Linked DNA regions of Homo sapiens: region 2 is linked to region 1. A link is a loop called in an ENCODE intact Hi-C map of the cell type or tissue named here. Cell type or tissue: CD4-positive, alpha-beta T cell. All regions are shown on one strand. Links, peaks and the distances in the headings refer to the core of each region. The heading gives the core; the rest is flanking DNA. Region 1 holds the start of LOC124901258 (a long non-coding RNA gene). Region 2 overlaps HIVEP1 (HIVEP zinc finger 1).

Evidence for each region. Peaks named below come from ENCODE experiments on the same cell type or tissue, not always from the same donor. Only the 100,000 strongest peaks of a DNase experiment are listed, where the experiment ranks them.
Region 2: a loop joins it to region 1, with 2.1 times the contacts of the local background. A loop is called at or near these places in 4 of 110 quality-filtered maps.

Annotation. Positions count from the first base shown.
Region 1 is chr6:11,724,861-11,735,133 of GRCh38, reverse strand. The region is part of intron 4 of ADTRP (androgen dependent TFPI regulating protein); the gene reads left to right. It overlaps LOC124901258 (a long non-coding RNA gene), which reads right to left and starts at 7,969. Exons shown (of 2, transcript XR_007059452.1): 1 at 7,720-7,969; 2 at 3,887-5,076. RefSeq lists enhancers at 2,377-2,466, 2,747-3,046, 5,431-5,600 and a cis regulatory region at 5,515. In CD4-positive, alpha-beta T cell, for the core only: no CTCF peak of the experiment used is centred there; DNase peaks (open chromatin) are centred at 2,823, 4,263, 5,803 and 6,543; H3K4me3 peaks cover 2,750 bases; H3K27ac peaks cover 3,444 bases.
Region 2 is chr6:12,067,813-12,080,848 of GRCh38, reverse strand. The region is part of intron 2 of HIVEP1 (HIVEP zinc finger 1); the gene reads right to left. Among named protein-coding and RNA genes, the nearest start is that of HIVEP1, 62 kb to the right of the region's middle. In CD4-positive, alpha-beta T cell, for the core only: CTCF peaks have their summits at 5,273 and 5,473; DNase peaks (open chromatin) are centred at 5,478 and 5,718.

The DNA.
Region 1 (10,273 bases), core at 2,227-10,226:
TGGGCTTATTTGCATCAGCAGCTGGCATCAGAGCTCCTAGAAGGCATTTGGGCAATTGCATGGGAGATGATTTCTGTAGCTGGCCTAGATTTCGTCATTCAACCACCTGGCAATACTCATTTTCAGAAACGCTGCCCAATAGTCTATAATCAAGGGAACGTGCTTGGCCTTTCACCCAGTGAGTGGGAAACTTTTCTTCCATTCTATAACCTTCTCATCTAGCACCATGCTTTTGTTCCTTCTGAAAGAAAGAGGCTTGCTGAACACAAGACCTGCAGATTGGAAGCTAATCAGTGTTCCTTCTCTAGACTCACACAAGCTATTCATGTGTGACAATCTGGACAACCCTCCGATCCCTATATGCGGGGAAGTTTAGTTCAGTTCAGTGCTCTGTCAGGGATGGAAGCGCAGAGAGAGAGAGAGAGAGTGCATTCCAAAGAACATGGGCTCTAGCAGTGCCTGTTTTATGGACTCGACCAGCCTCTGTCTTAGAGCAAATAAACTTGGTGCCCAGACCTCATCTGCTGTTTTCTCCCTAGCCCTTCCTTCCCTTTTGTGGTGTCTACCCCTCCCACCTTTCTGTGCCCCTCTTTCCCTGAGTACCCAAATCTTTCTTCTCCCATCTTAAAGAAAGCACTTGCTCAATAAATCTACCCCCAGACTCCAGTGCTCTATATTGTTCTTCAGCCTCTGAAGCCTTTACATTTTAACAAAGGGAATTTCAGAGAACGAGGCTTAAGCTTGGGTCCTACTGATAGTTGATGTCTGGAGCACTCTGTTGAAAAGGATTCTGAGGCATTACCAAGAAAAAGTTGTGTGATTATTTGGCAATGACTTTCAATAGCATGACAATGGACAGTGGTAAGATATATGCTATGTGTTTGCCATATCTGGCTTAATACAAAGGAATATATCCCTAAAGACAGAGTATCTGGGACCTGGATTGGGGTAAGAGTATAGACACATAAAGATTTTGTTGTTGTTGTTCTTGCATGTGTTGAAGAGAAGCAAAGTGGAATCTAGCTGATTATACACATGAATTTGTATGCTGTATTTTTTTTGGTGGTCTTTAACTTACTCTTTTATTGCCAAGTGTAAATCTGGTAGTTCATATATATGTTATTACCTTTTACTTACTAATGTCTTCTACCTAAGGACTTGTAAGTTGATTTTCAGTTCACATATCTGACCCTTGTTTTTCTTTTCCTTTTTGGGGATGAAGAAGATGAAAAGCACCTAAGGCCACTGCTGTTATTGGGGAAAATTGTAGTGGCTATAAAAATGAGTAGTAGAGGCCAGGAGGTTGGTTTGTCAGTACCTGGGCGGGTGTCCCCATGATGCAGGTAATTAGGATGTTGGAGAAAGAAATGCCACAGGATGGGAGCCAGGTACAAGTGCATCGTTATCCATTCAGTGGTTCACCAGCGCCAGGCACTGTGCTAAAATATGGAGGATACAGTGAAGTTCAGGAAACCTGCTACCTTTAGAGGCTGTCCGGGAAAGAGGAGCATAACAGACAGTGGGAGACAGGGTGATAGGACTGTAATAGGCATAAGCCCAGGATGCTATGGGCACACAGAGAGATGTGCAGGACTGGCTTCTTAAAGGGAAGCACTGTCTAAGCTGAGGCCCAAGGAATGAATAAGAATAGGTCAAAAGAGACATGGAAAAGACCTTCAGGCAGAAAAAACAGCATCTGCAAAGGGCTGGAGGAGCTGAGGGTATGGCTGAATTGGAGGACAGGGTAAAGCCAGGTCGTAAATCCACATTAGTGCGTTTGGACTTTTAAACCAAGTGCTTTTCTGTAGAAAAGTGTTATAATCAGAGGAATGAAATGATGTGGTTTATGTAAGAAAGCTGATTAGAAAGATGATTCTGGCTGAAGTGTGGACATTAGACTGAAGAGGAACAAGACAGGTAGACCAGTTGGTGGCATTGCTGGTAACTCAGGGGAGTTGATGTTAGCCAACTGATGATAACATCAGTCAATCCACAAATAAAATCAGAGAGTGTGAACAATGGGAGGTGACTTAGAGATGACTTAGCATTGGAAAACTAAATCTCCAGTAGGGTAGATGACATGCCCATGGTCATATGGCAGAGGTGGGGTAGAGATGCAAAGCTGGTACTTGAGCCAACTAAAACTGAGGTCTCCTCTCTCCAAATCCAGTTGTCTTTCCACTGTGTTTACATGGCCAGGTATTTGTTCAATTCCCAGTGTGTGCAAAACCATTCAGCTAAATGCTGGATGGATGGGCATGCACAAAGCTTGACCTAGCTCTGCACTTTGAAATCTTTCACGTGTTGTTCCCAGCTCTATGTGCTTGGATTAGACATTAAAGTACTGGTAATGAAGGGAGTGGAGGGAAGGGATGGAGACCTGTCACCAGCAGGAACGTGACTGGGTGAGCCCCAGTGCCCAGTGGGGAGCTGAGGTGGTTTGGGATTTCGTCCTTCATGAAAAATGCTAAGTTGGTATTTGGTCCACTAAGCCCCATTTTTGCTAGAACAAATCAAATATAGACACTTAAAGGAGGGTGTTTGATGTGATCCTGTTGATGGAAGCATCTCTATTTCTGCTCACGCCCTGGTTAGAGGAGCTCAGACTCTTTGGTGCCTGCCAACCCCACCCTTACGCAGTTTCCAGGGCCCCTGGCTCCTCACAGCCACAGATGGCCATGAAGTTCTACAAACTGCAGACACCCATGGAGACGTTTTAGGGAAGTGGCTATGGGCCCACTGTCAGATGTGCCAGTTTGGACAGTCAAATGGGGAAATGGCATAACACGAATGAGGTAAAGAGCATGGGCTCGGGCCAGAGGGAGCGTGAGAAACGAACATGAGTCAGGAAAACGGCACTGAAGCTGAGCTGGAGAAGCATTTCACCGCCGAAACCATGTTCAAATGACCTAAAAATAGTTCCTGAGACCGTGGGGACCGCCTTACATGTGGTGGTTGCTTTTAGTTATTTTTCAGATTGCAAAATTGAAGAGCTCTCCCCTAAGTGGGAAAATAAAGCTTTGCAAAATAGTAATGACTGCAAAGCTTTCATTTCCTTTGGAAAGCATTAGTCACCTTTAAATATGGTAGCTCACTTATTTCTCCCTTCTCTCCTACCCCAAAACACCTCACCTAGTTCTCCCTGAGGCAGTGGTGAGGAGCAAAAAAATAGAAATGTTCCTTCTGCTGGTTTTTATTCTTTCTTTTATTGAATAAATATTTTCCCTAACACATGGTTGGTCCTGCCCAGAAAAGCAATGTTATATCAGGCCAAGCTTCAGCCTGCAGGGGGTTTATCCTTAATAAGTGGAGATGACCCATGCATACAAATTATAAGTGCAGAAGATGGAAAGTGGTAAAACCTCATAAAAAAAACACAAGGAGCCACAGAAAAGGAAGAGTTTGCATCCAGCTGAGCGGTGTGGGAAGGGCACTGTGGAAGGCATGCATTGGATCTGAGCCCTGAAGGACCGGCAGGATTGGAGCTAGAAAAAATGAGAGAAGGTAAACAAAAGGAGCACAGTCCCAAGGCCAGGAGAGTGCAGAAAGCGTGAGAGCAAGGGTCAGTAATTCTCTTTGCTGGACCTGTTTGTGAAAGAGACTAATGAGAAATATCCCTGGAACTACCCACTCATGAAGGCTTGCAGATGGCAGACTAGAGGATGTTGGACATAGTATAGAAAATGGGAGCATTTGTTGTTGCTGTTGTTTGTTTGTTTGTTTGGAGTGGAAGCAAGGGTGAGCAGTATTTGTAACTTGGCCAGCAAATTATGCTTTAAAATGTCATTCTTGACAATAGTGCTTCAAATAAGTTGGAGTGACAAGAGATGGGAAACAAAATAAAATATAAACCAATATAAAAATAAAAACTAGCCAGCACATTATGTACTTTGATCACAATGTCTTAGTTTTTATGTATGGTTATTTCACAGTTCCAGTGATATCCCCAAGCACCCTTCTGCCTTGGAGGTCTTGGTCCAGTTTTCCAAGGAGTTCCAATAATCTGCTGAGTGCTCACACATGCCCCTGTCGTGCACTGCACAACCCATGCTGCACACTGTTCTGAGCATTGTTCTTACACACAGATAGCAAAACTGTAATCCCCACTGGGTCCAACATCCCCACCTGGCACAGTGTTAAGGGTTAGCACACCATGCCCACTGCTGATGCCAACAGTGTCATTTACCCATCAGCCCCCTGTGTTGGTAGAATTAACAATGTTACTCGCCACAGCAACCACCCCAGCTGGCCTGGAGTGCATCATCACACTGCTCTTGGTAGACCAGAAACCTACTGATGCTGCAGGTGTCCCTGCTAGTGTGTAAAGTATTGCATGCCCCGTACAAACACTGCACAGATATGCAGCTGTCACCCAGCCTTGGGGCAGATGTTTGTAAAGTCCCTTCCCCAAAGTAGTTGCTATGAGGCAAGAGAGAGAATTACTTTCTTTTATACTGTGCTCTCCAGGGTAAGATCCCTCAGCAAAGCTTCCTGGGTTCCCAGAAGTAACAGTTCTTTAAATTCATGCCTCATTTACAAATACATGTACACATCTTACCCTGAGAATACATTAAAAACTGCCAAGGGGTGGACTAAGCTGAGTTCCAGGACCAGCCACCTTGCCATTTCCAGAATCAGCAATTCTCTTCTTCTCTTTCTGGTTTTTATTCATTTTTCTATTGAATAAATATTTTCCCTAACACATGGTTGGTCCTGCTCAGAACCAACCATGTTGTGAACTCCCTACCAGAGCCACTGTTACCGTTTCCAAAATATGACCTTCAACTGAGATCATCCAGGTCAACCATAGCTTTATAACCTCAACTCAGCAGGGATTGGAATCTCAGCACCATTTTCCACAGAAGAAATCCTTACCCTACCTGTAAATTCATATATGAAAATTAATTAAAAAGATGCCACACAACACATCCTTGTTGTCAACATGCGGGGTCCAGCCCAGCCAGGATCCAAACTGAAGAGGGATGGAGGTGGAGGACTAGGAGAGGAGAGGGTATCTCATCTCCTGCTCTTCTCATCTTTCCTGTTCAAACCTTAGTTCTTATTCAACCAAAATGCCTGTAACAGAAATCAGAAATAATAACGGCATGAAGAGAGTAAAACTGTAGAATCAGAAATGAGAGACATGCCTGAGACACATTGTTGAAACAACAGAATAGGTTTTATGGATTGATTGACATGTACCACACAAATGAAAAGGAAAAATTAGGATAATTCTAAAAATTTTAAGTTAGTAGACAAGAAAAATGGTGATTCCATTGATAGATGAAAATGAATTGTGAAAGTAATCGTCTTGGGTATAAGTAAAACAGTCAGTTTAATATCCCATATCTAGGTCTCATTTCAAAAATACTCTGGTTTAATTGGTTCAGGATATGCCCTCAGCATTGGAATTTTTAAGGCCCTCAAGTCAATTCTAATTTTGAGACAAGATTGAGAATCACCTGCCTGGAGGAATTTCCATTCAGAAATTCAGACCCTGCAGTCTCAAGAAAGATGGGGCTGAGGAGATGCAGCTAGTTGAACCCTCGTGGAGTGACAAGATTGCTGGAAAGAGAGAGAGGAGAGAGGGAAGATAAGTAAGAAGCAAACACCAGGGAAAGGCCCTCCTCTCAGGGACAGGAGGGGGAAGGAGCAGCAAAGGTAGCAAGGAATTACCAGGTAGTAGAAGGGCAGGAAGTTAGAAAACCATGGGCCCTGAAGGCAGAGAGGCTTCAAACTGGAAGGGGGTGTCTCAGGGAGGGGTTGGGCAACAGCTCTAAATGCCGTGATGAGGTTGCCACCCCAATGACTCTCATCACTGCCGACACCTCAACATCTAGGTAAACTATTTGACTAACACTCTAGCCTTGCAGTTTCTCCTGACTCTTTCTGTTTGATTTATTCTCCTGGGCTGGAAAGACGTGACCTGAGGGTTAACACCGAAAGAAAGAATTATATGCCCAAAGCCCACAAAACTCCGTTATCTGTTTATCTGCCACCCACAGACGTCGGTATTTCTCTACTGATAAGACGCAGAAGTTATGAATTTCTTGACAGCCATTATAATGCTCTAAGATTTAGGATAAGGAGACCCTAAAAGATTAATTTTTGGCTGCCATTTGGTGCCCACCCAGTCCAACTCACAGAGGTTCACGTAGCAGATGGCTCAAGAAAGATGTGAAATTGCTCTTTGAACTGAGGGGCAACGTCATTGGCCTCTTCAAAGTATTAGTAAAGTGAGATTAACCAAAACTTGAAAGGCCACTGGGTACATTTCCAAATTTCCAGAGCCTGTGGTGGTCTTGGTGAGTCAGGCGACTGAGAGCCGTCCATAGCAGTGTCCTACAGAGCCACCCAACACAGCCATTCATTTCAAAATTCAAAGAACCTGCTGCATTTTGGGCACTTGGCAAATAAATGTGCCTGACAGAGACAGTCCCTGCCCCTGCAGAGCTTTCAAGCTAGTGAGAAAAACAATCAAATAAGTAACAAAGGTAAGTTCCAGGGTGGAGGAAGCACCTGGCGTAAGCATTTACCCGAATCAGGGTTGGGGGAGAGAGCTTCAGGAAATCTTTTCTAGAGAAATAGACTTTTAAGCTGAGATTTGAAGCGTGAGTAAGATTCAGCCAGACACAGGGCAAAGAGAAGTAGGTTCCAGGAAACAAAAAGGTCAGAGGTGTACCCAGTGAAGACAACAGCAGGTGTGAAAGCCAAGAAACTGCAGCGCTCAGTTCACTCAAGAAACAAAGGGGTTCAATATGGATGGACTGCAGATCTCCAGATGGAAGCGGGGCATGGCCAGGCCAGGTAAGCAGCTGGGATCCTGGGATTCACTGCAGGCAGGGGAGGGCTGTGGACAGAGCTCGCTTTTAGGAAGATTACCGGATTACTGATGGCTTGCAATAGGGGAAGTGGGTTGAAAGGAGCAAGAAAGCCTAGTTGGTAGACAATGACAGAAACCCAAATGGAATGAAGGAGGCTGAAGGAAGATTGTGAAATGTGTGCGCTGAAGAAACATTTAGAAGGAAGTTTAGTATAGATATGATTTCATGGGATCAAACTTGGGGGCAAGATTGAATGGAGGGCTGACATTGGCTGAAATAGAAGACATGTTGAATGCAAAGTTCCCTCCCTCCCTCCCTCCCTCCCTCCCTACCTACCTCCCTCCCTCCCTGCCTCCCTTCCTTCCTTCTTTCCGTCCTTCCTTCCTTCCTTCCTTCTTCTTTCCCCTCTCTCTTCCCACCTTCCCCTCATATTCAGGCAAGCCATAAAGAAGTGATGTCAACTAACAGTGTGACTCTGTCCTCATTCACGCCTCTCTGCTGAGTACCCTTGGTAAATTACTATCATCTTGCCTCATACTCTGTATCTCTGTTAATTTTCCTACTGTCAGGTACCACACCTATAACTTTCCTTACACTTTATCTGTGAAAGTACACAATTCATTAGCTTACCTCGGGAACTTTCTTTTACAAGCCTTATGCTGAAGGAAACAAACATGAAGTAAACAGAAATTTTCCAAGCCTCTGGGGGGATGTCCTTATTTATAGACTATCTTACATAAATGTGCATGGGAATTCAGAAGCCCTAATTTCAACTATATAAAGTAAACAAAGTGAACTAAGTGATGCAACTTTTTGGAGTACATTCAGAGCTCCTCACTGACTCCAAACTCCTAGCCCTATCTACTTGAAACTGTTTATTTTCTATGCCATATACCTTCTTTGTCCTGCCATGAGAAGTAGCCATGCAGGTAAGAATCACTGTGGGCATCCTGTAATGCATCCATGGAACGCATATCTTAAAGAACTCTAGGCTGGCCATGGTGGCTCATGCTTGTAATCCCAGCACTTTGGGAGGCTGAGGTGGGCGGATCACAAGGTCAGGAGTTTGAGACCATCCTGACCAACATGGTGAAACCCTGTCTTTACAAAAAATACAAAAATTAGCTGGGCATGGTGGCGCACGCCTGTAAACCCAGCTACTCGGGAGGGTGAGGCAGGAGAATCGCTGAACCCAGGAAGCGGAGCTTGCAGTGAGCCGAGATTGCACCACTGCACTCCAGCCTGAGCAACAGAGTGAGACTCCATCTAAAAAAAGAAAAAGAATTCTAATATTAGTAACAATGATGATAATTATTGTTTGTTCTAGTCACCTCATTCTCAATCTGGGAGGAACATCCAGACAAGTTTGGGAAAGCAGAGTGATACCAGCAGGGCCCAGGCGAGGAACTAAATGCCAACCCTACATTTATATGACCCTAAAATTGACACCTCCTTAGATACATTTAAATTGTGGTAAAAGGTACACAATATTTACAACTTTAACGATTTTAAGTGATTTACCATTTTGATCATTTTTAAGCTCTGTAGCATTTTGTACATTTACCTTGTTGTGCATCCATCACCACCATCCATCTCCAGAACTTTTACATCTTCCCAAACTGAAAGTCTACCCGTTAAACAATAACTCCCTGGCTCAGTCCATTTTGTGTTGCTATAAAAGGATATCAGAGATTGAAAAGAGGTTTATTTAGTTCATATTCTGCAGGCTGAGAAGTTCAAGGGCATGGCCCTGGCTGCCGACAAGGGCCTTACTGCTGCCTCACAATGTGGTGGAGAAGATCAAAGGGGAAATGGACACGTGTGAAAAGGGCAAAACCTGAGGGGCACCCTAGATTTATAACAACCCATTCTCATAGAAAAAATCCATTTCTAGAGCTTACTATCACAAGAACAGCATCAAACCATTCTTAGGAGATCCAACCCCATGACCCGAACACCTCCCACTAGGCTCCCCCTCCCAACACCAACACACGCAGGACCAAATTTCAACATGAGTTTTGGTACGAACAAACAAACCATATTGAAACCATAGATAGCATTCCCCGCTGCCTCCTCCCGCAACCACATGGCAAGCACCATTCTACTTTCTCCCTCTATGAATCTGACATTCTAGGTTTCTCATATAAATGGAATTATACAGTATTTGTCCTTTTACGACTGGTTTATTTCACTTACCATGTCTTCAAAGTTGATCTGTGTGGTAGCATGTGTCAGAATGTTCTTCCTTCTTAATGCCTATGTATAAGCCACATTTTATTTATCCATTCATCTATCAGTGGGCACTTGGGGAGATTCCACCTTCAGGCTATTGTGAATAATGCTGCTATAAACATGGGTGTACAAATATCTCTTCAGATCCCTGTTTTCAATTCCTTTTTTTTTTTTTTTTGAGATAGAGTCTCATTCTCTCGCCCAGGCTGGAGTGCAGTGGCGCGATCTCCAATCACTGCAAGCTCTGCCTCCCAGGTTCATGCCATTCTCCTGCCCTCAGCCTCCCAAGTAGCTGGGACTACAGGCACCTGCCACCACGCCTGGCTAATTTTTTGTATATTTAGTAGAGATGGGGTTTCACCATGTTAGCCATGTTTTCAGTTCTTTTGGGTGTGTACCCAGAAGTGGAATTGCTGGATCAGATGGTAATTCTATTTTAATTTTGGGGAGAACCACCATATAGTTTTCCAAGGCAGATGTACCATCTTCCATTCCTACCAACAATGAACAAGGGTTCCAATTTCTCTATGTCCTTACTAACACTTGTTATCTTGTCTTTTTAAAAAAAATATAGTATCCATCCTAATGAGTGTAAGACAATATCTCACTGTCATTTTGATTTGCATTTCTTCTAGTTATTAGTGATGTTGAACATCCTTTCATGCATTTGTTGGCCTTTTATGTATCTTCTCTGTAAAAGGTCTATTCAAGTCCTTTGTCCATTTTTAATTGAGTTATTTGGGTTTTTTGTTATTGTTGAGTTACAGGAATATTTTACATATTTTGGATATTAACCCCTTATTAGAGATATGATTAGAAATATTGTTTCCCATTCCATGGATTGCCTTTTCACACTGTTTATTGTGTCCTTTGTTGCAGAGATGATCCCTTAAGTTTTACACCCTAGGGCCTCTCTTGCTTCACCCTACTCCCGGTCCTGAATATAGCCCTTGACTCTTCCACAAACCATTTAACAAACTTCAAGTATTTGAAATGACAGAGATCACCCTTGGGTTTCTGAAAGTTTAAGCACAGAATTTCATTCTTCCATCTGAATTCCTTTGACAACGTGGGATATTCAAATTTAAATATTGTTTTTGAAGCATAACCTGGCCTATCCTAATTGCTACAAGAGATCAGCAGCTTCAAAGAAGGCTTTCTGAGAGCACTCCCATTGTGCCATCCCTCAGTGGAGATGGAAGCTTTTGAACTCTTGT
Region 2 (13,036 bases), core at 2,193-10,192, 350 kb before region 1:
GTGTGATAATGAGCTGTGGAATAGCAAAGGTGATTAGGAACAAAACATTCTATAATAAAATTTAAAATGTGAAATGCCTCATCTTGCTACACTTTTATGGTCTGCCCTTTGCAAAACTCTTCACTTATCCTTTTCAGAAAGCATGTTTCCATTGTGATACAGAAAAAAACTTTTAAAAGTTCAAAGAGAAAAGTAGATATGAGGTCCACTGTACTTTAAGATCATAGATCAACTAAATGTTGTTTCTTCTTTATGAAAACCATCTTGATATCAAAACAGACCATGAAAATAACAAAATGTACACAGACACACAACAAATGTGTTACACTGAGCCTTCTAAGGATTTTACATTATTTTGTCTCTTAACATATCTAATTATTTATACATACAGTATATATCAATCACCTGGTTTCATTTGGCAGCCTTGTGAGACCACCACCCTTAAACTGCACTTTTAATAGTGGGGGAAAGAAGTTCCCCCTTATACTAAATATGTTTTTACCCATAGAAGATGCTAGGAAGACCACTGTCTTTTATGGTTGAGCACACATTCCCTAAGAAGTAAAAATAAAAGCAAACTCCCAAAGTCTCCTTCCGAAAACCTCACACTATTTCAGAGCCCACAGGAGCCCAGGTGAGGGGCCGAGCTAAAAGTCCAAAAGCACCTTCTTTAGACAGGTGTCAAATCAACTTAGCCCAAGGATGATTCTCTTAGTGCCACTCTTTTAGCTCCTGCTTTGATGACCCTTTCTACATCCCCTAAAACAGTAAAACCCAACTTTTGCTGCATATTTTTAAAGATTTAACTCATTTATTAATAAAACAGCAAGACACTATAACTCATTCAAAGGAGAATTCAAAGACCAGATATAGATAGATAGATAGATAGATAGATAGATAGATAGATAGATAGATGCCATCAGGAATGTCAAAATAAATTTGCTTAATTATGTGAAAATAATCAACATCCACAGGGCAATAATCAATTGCATCTTCACCAGGCACAATTTGCATTTCCATGGACAAGAATCAAATTTGTTGTATTAATTTCTATTACAGAGTTGTTAAATAATTGCTGCATATTTGATTCACCTAATATTAGTCATTTAAAAATCTTGATACTCAGGCTGCACCCCACTCCAATTAAATCAGCCTTTTAAAAAGTTTCCCAGGTGATTCCAACATGCGGCCAACCTTGCAAATCAATGTTCTCTAAATTACAGATATTATCTGGTCAAGATTCAAAATTGTATAAAATGCAAGTAGTTAAGGGAGAAAAGTCTTATCAGCCAGCTCTTCGAAGCAATATTTTATCAAGTACCAGGGGCAGCAGCAGCATCTGTCTGCCTTATCAAAGCTGCTGCTGATGTTAGTGGATACTGAGGAAGATAAGGAAGGAAAAGTTCAATGTGCACTTCATGGCTAAGAATGTCTAATTAAATTATACCTCTAAAATCCAAAGCCAGAGCCTATATTTTTAATAGGTATTAAACCAAAAATAGATCTAATAATTATTACTGTCAGCCCTAAACTAGAACATAATTTCCCAGCTGAAAATTTAATGCTTGAAGATACAAAAACTATTTAAATATATAAACTATTGTTATAAAGATGTTGAAAATTGATAAGCTTTCCAATACATATTTCTAATAATATAGTTTTCTAATAATCACAACAAAATATGTTGCCCACTGTGGGATGGATATAATTATTAGAGTATGACAACATTGGTTTCCTCTTCCCACTGGATGATTTCTGATGTAGCGAATGGAAGGAGGTAGTCATCGTAACCATGGTGGGAGAGCAAGAACAAGACAGTATTCTCACCCTGAGAGGCTACACGCCAGGGTCCACTGAACTTGGGCTACTAATCCAGTATGGATTCACACATGCACACGCATACACGCACGCACACACACGGGCACATGCATCCACACCCTGAATTTGGGGCTAAGGATGCAGATTTACGGATGGTTGGGAGAGACCCAGGATCTCAAAGACTTAAAAAAAACAAAACAAACTCACTGGCATGCTCCTCCAGCTTTTCAGGCAGGCCACTACCCCACCCCTTGTCAGCAAATAATTACATCCATTTTCCCCTATAACAAATGTTAAAAGTATATATATATGTGTGTGTGTGTTTATATATATGTTTATATGTGTGTATAGTGTGTGTATATATATGTATATATATGTATGTGTGTGTGTGTGTGTATATATATGTATGTATTTTTTTTTTTTTTAAGGAGGACTCAGATACAAGGTGCTGCTATTACCTGGGGCAAAAACACAGAAACTAAGCCACTAAGTGTAGTGAACTCTGACTGCCTCTCCAAATCCGAGCCGCTCCCCTTCCTGGGCCTTGTGCATTTAGCTCACTGCAGACCAGGAACCATGAGAACTGTACTATGTGTTGGAGCAAATCCTTTCTGATATTTCAGATTTCTGGTTCTGTTGGAACAAGACACATTCTGAGAAAAGCTTGGTCTACTGGTACTGGGGCAGAGGATCTGAGCAACAGAGACGGGGCAGCACCAAGCCTGACAATGCGGACCAAGTCAAACGAAACACAGACCACCGAGACTATTCTTTCAGACGTTCTTAAATGCTAAGTTGTCAATTAGTGACTATGTTTTTTAGCTATTATAGCTGAGTCAATGCTTTGCTTGGCATCTTTCACATCCCTTCTCTAGGAGTATTGAGATCAACAGACCTGCCTGTCAGATATTAATCCTACAGTCACTATTCACAACTGTCCCATTAACTTGCCATATGCATTCTTCTTCACCATCTTCTTACCTAAACAATGTCCTCTTCTTTTGTAATCCTTTCCAGAATTGGTAATTCTCTGTGGGGGAAATACAACAGCAAGCAAGATATAGCCTCTTTTCAAGATGGTACTCCATCGCATTCTGTGATCTCAAATTACTACAGATACAAACACATCCATACTCTCTAAGAGAAAAAGGAAAGGATGAAGATTTAAAATGTGGGAGTAGCAGAAAAGAAACAGTGAAAATAACTGTCCAACCCCCTCTTGAGTAAGAAGAGGGAGACTGAGAGGCACAGAAGATGAGAAAGGGAAGAATGCCATTACATTTCTTCTAGAAGTCTCAACAGAATTAGATGTCAATTTGAGATAAATAATATACTGATGCTTCAGTTTTCTACTATAGACCCAACGACCAAACCAACAGCTAAGACTTAAGACCTTCCAGCCCCAGACACCGGACTTATCATCACTGTGTTGGCACCTTCAGCTGGTGGATCTCCAGCCCCATCTTCCCCTTGTAAGTTTCACACATTCCCTGAGAAGGCTCCTTACTTCAGGAAGCTCTCACTTCCCCATCACATGCCTACGAAAGATGACAAGTGCAGATGACTTATGACAAGGACGCCAAGGACTTCAGAGCTCCTGTCCAGGATCCCATGGCACTAGAGCACCCACCTGGAGTCTTGAATGTAACCCTGAACAAAGCGTCCCTCTGGACACAATGGCATCGCCACCAGGGATGACGTTAGCAGGATGAGCTCTGTATTGCCAGTGACAATAGTCAGGTACATCGCAAATTAAATACCTTTTGCAGGCTATGCTGAAAACCTAATCTGATATGACACATTATTACTAAGGGCAAATGTGGTCTGGGCACCAAACCACAGATTTAAAACTGAATTTTTGTTACATAATCCAGTTATAATTGAGGCCTCACTGCATATGACTCGGGTTCACAATGCTTCAGATAATTCACTTAGGAAGAAAACTCTGTCAGTAAGAGAAGTTTCTGGGCTCCTCCTGGGGCTTTGTAAGTTGTAGTTTAGGGCCCTGGCTTCCTATTTGATATACATCATCCCTCCAGCAAGATCCACCTCTACGGAAAACTTACTCTAGGTAATCTATGCTCACATCACAGAGACTCTGAAAAGGCCTCTCTCATGTAACGTTAAGTAGCTGACTATATTCTAATTAAAAGTGAAACAAGAATTCTCTTTCCTTCAGCCCCAATCAGAAATTTGGCAGACAAATTCACTCACTACCTGTTGCACTGATATGGCTGTCTGCTGTGGTCTCGATGTTTTTGTCCCCTCCAAAATGCATGTGTTGGAAACTTAATCCACAATGCAACAGCAATGGGAGGCAGGGTCTACTGGGCGGTGTTTAGGTCATGAAGGCTCCACCCTCATGATGGACCTATGCTGATATAAAAAAGGACTGCAGGAGTGGGTTTACTCTCTTCCGCTCTTCAGCCATGTGAGGACACAGGGTTTGTCCTTCTCTTAACCTTCTGCCTTCCTCCATGTGAAGACACAGCAAGAGGGCCCTCACCAGTGCTGCCACCTTGATCTTGGAATCCCAGCCCCCAGAACTGTGAAAAAGAAATTTCTGTTCCTTTATAAATTATCCAGTCTCAGGTGTTTTGTTACAGCAAGCACAAACAGACTAAAACAGCATCTCTCTCTCTAAGATGTTTTCAAAGTAATTTTATCTGATTTTGAACTATTTTTTCTTGTGAGTTTTTATTTCAAAAAGTATACCCTACTTCAAATCAATAAACATGTGCTTAATTAGTAACCCATACAAGTCAAAGCCATAAACAGAGATATGTTAGGCAACAAATGTATATTCAAATATAATCTGATATTGAAAGAATATCTAAAAACTTAAAAGCAATCAGTTAATATTCTTTAATGAAGCATATTTCTATATTTGACTGTTTGAAAAAACAAAGACCAATGGTAAAAAAGCTATAAGACAAACAACTCAGTTCCTTTCAAAAATAACCTGCAAAAAAAGCAAGAAGAGAATTGGAAAGGGTACCCACAGATCAAAAGAATACAAAAGATACATCAACTTATAAAACAGGTGGAGCTTATTTGCCCTCATTCTAACGAAATGTTTAAAAAATTACACTACTGGGGACAACTGGAAATTCAAATACTGACAGGATATTTGACCATATTATTAAGGAAATTACTCTTCTTTATTTTTGTTTGTTTCACAAAGGTATTGTGATGACATGAAAAGATATCCCTTATCGTTTGGAGCTTATATAATGAAAACATAGGAATGAGATGATATCCCCAAGGTTAGCTTTAAAGCAATGTGGGAGGGTGGAAGTAGCCAGAGTAGTAAATGCAACCAGACTGGCTACCAGCTGTTAGTTACTGAAGCTGAACGATAGGTAAATGGAGGCTTATTACACTATTCTATTTTGTAATCATTTTAAAACTTCCATAATGAAGTTTAGAAAAAAAAAAAAGGCCCAATCTGAAATTTTTTAAAAACTGAAAGATTACCAAACTCAACACGTGTTGTTGTAGTGTTAGTAATAATAAACAAGAAATGACATGTGACAGTGCAAGACGAGTGAGGTGAAGCAGCTAAAGGCCAGCGCAGAGTGGGCATTCAAAAGGTCACTGCCCCTAAAAATCATCTGAGCCCAAAGGAAAGGAAATAATTTCTGAACTACCACTAGGAGTCAGGTTTGCACACACCAAAGCTGAAAAGGATAACAGAATAGAAAACAATTTCTAGACATCCAAAGTTCTTCATTCCTTTCGAGGGGATTGGGAGATAGGGTCAAAGACCTCCCCTTTAAGAATCTGAAAATTGGAAAGCCTTCAAGATACAAAATCTAAAACGCCAAACCCAAGGAGCAGAGCAATGTACATGGTACACTTCCATCTGTGTCATGCACGTGTCTACGTGCCTGTGCGTGTGCATGAAAGGATACACAAGTCACTGCTGCAGTCAGCCCTGAGGAAAGGGGCGGTGTGAGAAAGACACAGGTTTCACTGTACTTTTTTTACTGTCTTTTCTGTTTGAACTAATTAACTTGTGAGATTTAACTTTGGTTTTTGAAATTTAAACGATATCTAATACAAGAAGAAAGTATTTCAACTATCCCAATTTGCCACTGTTAACATATTACCACATTAGTTTCCAGGTTATTTTTCATGTTTGTGTATGTATACATACATACTATCAAACATGAAAAGACATAAGAAAACATGGATACATTCTTTCTATCTTTATAAATTACATCTTCATAATCCTACTCCAATACTGATCCATCACTTTTTCTATTAAAAAAGTGATAATTTTTTAAAAAGAATAAAACTTCAAAAGATCTCTATAAAAAAAAAAATCTCATGACCAGCGTACAGCCTCTCTCAGAAAGAGAGACAAGGACATGCACGCGCGCGCACACACACACACACACACACACACTTTTTCATACAATTAAGGACTGCAGCGATCTATGGAGACCCCTAAATCCATGTCAAGAACCCCTGCTACAGACCTACACTACACTATCATTATTCTTGCACTGTGAATGAGGATTCAAAGATACATTTTTATGGTGCTATTGAACACTAACTTTTCTGCTCATTTTCATTTTTTTCAGTTGTTAAATTTCTCCCCAAATAATATAGTAATATAGCTCTTACTAGTACACACTATTCTTATTTTGCCATACGGAAAAATAAGTTTAAAAAGTAGGTATATAATCTTTCCTTTTCTTAATTTCCCAATCCAATTATTTTTAACAACTATCATAGAGTGGAAGAGAGTAGACAGGAAAGAAAAAATCACTGGTATCGGTGCATCAGGCATTGTGCTTGGCATAGGACACTCACATCATCTTTAGAATCGGCCATGTGCCAACTTTTGAGTAAGGCAGTATCCCCCATTTTAGAACCTAAGCTTTAGTGGAGATGAAAATATTTTAATCAAATAAAATGTTTTCATGCATAAGTACCTATAACATACAGTAAACAATGCAATTTCTACAAATGCACAAGGAAGAAAGAACAGTGATGTACAGCTCTCATGGTGCACACCCACTCCAATCAATCTACTTTTGTTCCCAGCAGTAGTGAGGTGGGGAGTGTGTGGTGCAGGGACCTCTCACCAGCTCACCCACAAACCCTGCCAGCCAACCGGGGGCACTCAAATTCACCAACCAAAAGGATCCCAGCACCATCTTATTTTTCCGCCTGCCAGCTCAGGAGGCTTCCCAGAGTGTCTTAATCCTTTAACATGATGAAAATCTGGATGGCAAAGGTTCCCCAAGATTTTAATATCTACTCACTTAGGACTCAGGCTTCTGGTAATGGCAGAATAGCCTATATGAGACTAACCCTCCTTCTAATAACAATAAAAATGTAGAGAAAATATATATTTTTAATGAAAGTGCTGGAGAGTGACCAAGAGCTGGCAGAAACTAGATGTGTTGACCCTTAAAGGCTGAGATGCGAAGGAGGTGAGGCCACATTTAAATGGTCTTTCCCCCAGGGCAACGGCCAGTCCCCTAGGAACAGTGAGGCAGGAAGCAGTATTACTGAGCTGGAGGACACAGAGATGGGGTCTGGGGCAGCTGGAAATTGGGAGGAGGTAGGTACAGTGAGCGGAAATCCCAGAAAAGAGGGAGACTCAGAGGAGGGAGTCTAGAATCTAATAACAAACCCTCAAATCCTTGGCTGTCTTTTGAACTGCTTGTGTAGAAGACAAGGAACCCAAAGTAAAGCCACCCAAAGGAAGACTGGAAGAACTGAGCAAAGTATCAGCAGTGACTCAATATGGGGGACAAGGAGCTAGGAACTCAAGTCCTGCCAGGGATAGAGTAGCCAAGCAAACATCTTCTATTTCCACTGAAACTTCAGACTACGGGCAACTCAACAGACCTACTCTAAAAGGCCTCAAAGCAAGCCTCCACCAGTCTATGAAATAATCTGATAGTAATTTAACTGCCTGCTAGAAAACACATGATAATCTTCAGATGCAGATGACAATAGAGAGCCTCTAAAACATATCCACATTGTTCTCTATGTGATTAAAAATTATTAGGCACGCAAATCACAAAAATGTGACACACAGAGAAAGCAGTAAAAAGAATAAGAACTACACAAGACAAAGATGTTGGAATCAGCAGACAAGGGATGTAAAATAACTATAATATATAGGAAATAATTTACAGAAAAAAGATGGGTAAAGAATGAATGAAGAGTAGAAGATTTCAGAAGAGATATAGAAACTCTAAAAAGAATGGAAATACTAGAACAGAAAAGTACAATAGCTGAAATAAAAATTCACTGGATGAGAATAACAGCAGACAGGGCACTGCCGTTAGGAAAGGAGTCACGAACTTGAAGACAAGTCAACAAAAATTATCCAACCAACGCATACAGAGAAAAGCCTGAAAAAAATGAACAAACTGTGGAATCATATCATGTAATCTAACACAGATGCAACGAAAGCTCCAGAAGAGAGAGCTGGAAAAAGGGAATAGAAGAATATTCCCCAAACTTGACTGAAAATATCAGCCTGCAGATCCAGGAGGCTCGGTGAACCCAGGGAAGATGACTCTAAAGGATACTACACATAGACCTATCACAGCAAACCAGCAGATTAAAACAGGAATAGAGATGAGGAAAGGGAGGGGCACGAAGTGGGAGAGGGGAAGGGGAGGGAGAAGCAGCGAGGCAACAGGATTTAAAAATGTCTAACTAGAATTCTATATCTAGCCAAATTACCCTTTGAAAGTAAAGCAAAGTGATGATATTTTTAGAAAAAAGTTGAGACAATTTCTTGCCAATATTATAAGCAATGCTAAAAGGGGCTGATTCAGGCTGATGGAAAATGACAACAGATGGAAATAAGCACCATAGCAGGGGACAGAGCACCATGGTCCACAGGCCAACTTCAGCCTATCGCTGTTTCTGTAGTGCCCATGCATTATTTATTTAATAAAAAAAAAAAAAGAAGAAGAATATGTGACAAAGACTGCAGACTATGAGGTCCACAAAATCTGTAATATTTACTATCTTGTGCCTTACAAAAAAAGGTTGCCAAATCCCAATTTATAAGAAGAAAAAGACAGAGGCAAATGTAAGACTATATCTTTTTCTTTAGTTCTTCAAAAGATAATTGTTTAAAGCAAAAATAACAATGAATTAAAGCATTTACAGTATATGTATAAATAAAACAGATTACAAAAAATTAACTCATCTAAAAATGCCCTCAAGCCCAAGGCCATCCCATAAATATGAACTCATACAACCCTAAATCTTAGTAATATTAAATTATTTCACATTATTTCTGAAAAGCCTTAAAACACTAGGCTGAAATGATTATTTTTTAATAACACAAAACTGAAATAAAATAGATGGTTTGCTCCCAATCTATTTTCTAACATACACAGCAAATAGCAAGTATGTTATCAGCTATGAAAATCTTTTGAAAAACTGAAAGCACCTTCTGTTTAAAGTGCTTCTTAAAAAATTAATAATTTGTTCTCTTTCAACCTGTTGAATACTGGCAAACTGTGAGGGTTGACAGGAAACACTTCTTTGAGGAAAGAACATGAAGAAGGGTATAAATAGGAAAAGGAAGACAATATTTGGGGAACAATGGTGTGAGTCAGAAAGTAAATACACAAGGTGAGAGGAGAGTGGTGAAGAGTTAGTATATCAGGAGAGCGATCAGAGTCTCTCACAAGGCACAGAGGGCTCTGGCTGGGGGGCAGGAGGTATGGCAATGCCAGCCCCCCACTATCAAGGAGGTGACCCACTTTCAGCACTGCACATCCAGTGGCTTGCACAATTTACACACATAACCGAGGGAAGTGTCTGGAATCAACAGGTTAACTACTACATGAACAAATGAAGAAACAGAAATGGTCTATTAGGGATGAGAAGTCAATGTGTACACATAACAATGAATTTGGAACATGAGACTAAGGGGTGGGGGCTTATTCCAAGAGAGATGCTTCAAAAGAATGCTGGAACAGAACACTATAGACTGATGAAGTCAGGACCTACTGATTCTGATTTGTAATTCAGAGTCTCGAGTTCTCATTTACTTTAATAGATCCTGGTTTGTGTTTTATCATGTTTGGTCACTAGAGAAAATTGGGAGTGCTTTGTTCTCATTCTATTTCAAATGCATACTATGTAAATAAAATTACTATGAGTGAGAAAATTAAAAATCAGCAAGAAACTGATAAAGATACTGATCAGATGGATGGGAAATAAACGGTAACCTAAAATCATGGAGGCGGTTGAGTGGAGCCAAATTTTATAAATGGTCAGGTCACTAGCTGGTGTTTTCCTACTGGTAGAGCTTTAACTTTCAATTTAAGTTCAAACTGTAGAAATATGGATAGTGACTTTTTAGAGTATGAGAATCCTAAATTTTTTAAATAATAGACTTTCATATTAGTATCCAGTCAAGCATTCCATAATGACATTTCAGTTAACAACAGACTAAATGTACGATGGTAGTCTCACAAGATTATAAAGGAGTTGAAAAATTCTTTTTAGTAGAGGCAGGGTTGCACCATGTTGGCCACGCACTGGTCTCGAACTCCTAACCCCAAGTGATCTACCCGCCTCGGCCTCCCAAAGTGCTGAGATTACAGGCATGAGCCACCGCACCCGGCCGAAAAATCCATATTGCCTAGTGATATTTGGGCTTTCTACATCATAATGCAACACAGTCATCACGTATTTGTGGTGATGCTGGTGTAAACAAACCCACTGCACTGCCAGTCATATACAAATACAGAACATGCAATTATGTACAATACATAATGCTTGATAATGATAGTAAATGACTATATGACTGGTTTATGTATTTACTATACTTTATTGTCATTTTAGACTGTACTCCTTCTACTCATTTTTAAAAAAAGTTAATAGTAAAATAGCCTCAGGCAGATCCTTCAGGAGGGATTCCAGAAGAAGCACTGTTCTCATGGGAAATGACAGCTCCATATGTGTCACTGCCCCTGAAGACCTTCCGTGGGACAAGATGTAGAGATGGAAGACAATGATACTGATGAGCCTGAGTCTGTGCAGGGCTAGGCTAATGTGTGTGTGTGTGTCTTAGTTCTTAATAACAAAGTTAAAAAAGTAAAAAATAATAATTCTAAAAATAGAAAAAAACTTATAGAATAAGAATATAAAAAATATTTTTGTACAGCTATACGATGTGTTTGCTTTAAGCTAGATGTTATCATAGAAGAGTCAAAAAGTTAAAAATTAAAAGGTTATAAAGTTACAGTAAGCTACAGTTAATTTATTACTAACACAATTTTTTTCTTTTTATTTATTTATTTATTATTATTATACTTTAAGTTTTAGGGTACATGTGCACAATGTGCAGGTTAGTTACATATGTATACATTTGCCATGCTGGTGCGCTGCACCCACTAACTCGTCATCTAGCATTAGGTATATCTCCCAATGCTATCCCTCCCCCCTCCCCCCACCCCAGAACAGTCCCCAGAGTGTGATGTTCCCCTTCCTGTGTCCATATGTTCTCATCGTTCAATTCCCACCTATGAGTGAGAATATGCGTACTAACACAATTTTTTAAAAAATTGAGTATATCCTAAGTATACAGCATTTATAAAGTCTACAGTAGCGTGCAGTAATGTCCTAGGCCTCCCCATCCACTCACCACCCACTCACTGACTCAACCCAGAGAAACTTCCAGTCCTTCAAGCTCTATTCATGGTAAGTGTCCTATACAGGTTGTATGAATTTTTTATCTTTTATACTATACCTTTTCTGTTTAGATACACAAATACCACTGTGCTGTAATTGCCTACAGTATTCAGTAAATGAACATGCTGTGCAGGTTTGTAACCTAGGAGCGATAGGCTATACCATATAGGCTACGTGTGTAGTTGGCTGTACCATCTAGGTTTGTGTAAGTACACCCCATGGTGTTTGCACAATGACCAATGAGGAAATCACCTAACGACACATTTCTCAGAATGTATCCCATTGTTAAATGATTAATGACTTTGTACATTACATAAGTCAATTTTTGTGTATGTGCACACATGTTTTAAAGAATAATATTATCATAGCTGCATTTCTGGGGAAAGTGACAAGAAATTGGTAAGGCTGATAATAAGGATAAAGAGCAGAGGCAAGTAAAGGGAGAAAACACCAATTTTTTATTGTATATGCTTCTGTATTAGTTGATTTAAGTTCATGTATTACTCATATTAAAGATATATTATTTACTCATTTAAATACACAGGTATGTATAATATATATGAACATATGTGTAAATATGGACAGCCAAATAAAAAACAAACTTGGGTGTCTCAATTCCCTGAAAGTATATAAGTGCCTGCTTGCTTATATGCTTAATACACATATTACATATATGTGTGACGATTTACACATATATCTTCACAAATACGTGTGCACATATATGAATATATACGCATACTGTCAGATTCTTAAGTATTCTCCCTTAAACTCAATACATTATTCCATACTTCCAATTTATTTGATGCCTGTTTCCTCCTTCCAAATTAAGAATATTTTAACATCATCTAACTGACAATAATACTATTATAAGTATTACAAAACATGATTCTTTACCCTTTACATTCCTTTAATTTAGTTAAAAGTGTTAGTTAAAGTATTCTAAGGTCAGGCTGGGCATGGTGGCTCGTGCCTGTAATCCTAGTACTTTGGGAAGCCAAGGTGGGCGGATCACCTGAGGTCAGGAGTTTGAGACCACCCTGGCCAACACGGTGAAACCCCGCCTCTACTAAAAATACAAAATTAGACGGGCATGGTGGTGTGCATCTGTAATCCCAGCTATTTGGGAGGCTGAGGCAAGAGAATCACTTGAACCCAGGAGGCGGAGATTGCACTGAGCCAAGATCGTGCCACTGTACTCCAGCCTGGGCAACGAGGGCGAAACTCCATCTCAAAAAACAAAAAAAGTATTCTGAGGTCAGTTAAGAAGTCTGCTCTTTCATCTCAAAATCTGCATCTCTTCTAAAGCACAGCCCCCTCACCAGCACGAATCAGAAATTAAAAAGGTATGAAAAATATAAGTAGGTCTTAGAGGGGAGAAAAATAAAATGAATACAATGGATAAAATCTAACAGCTTTAGTCATCAACTACAGATATGATCTTTATTTGGGAATTATCATCAAAATAAACCAACAAACACCCTAACATCTTACAATTCCTCAAGACTACATTGGGGGCCATTGATTT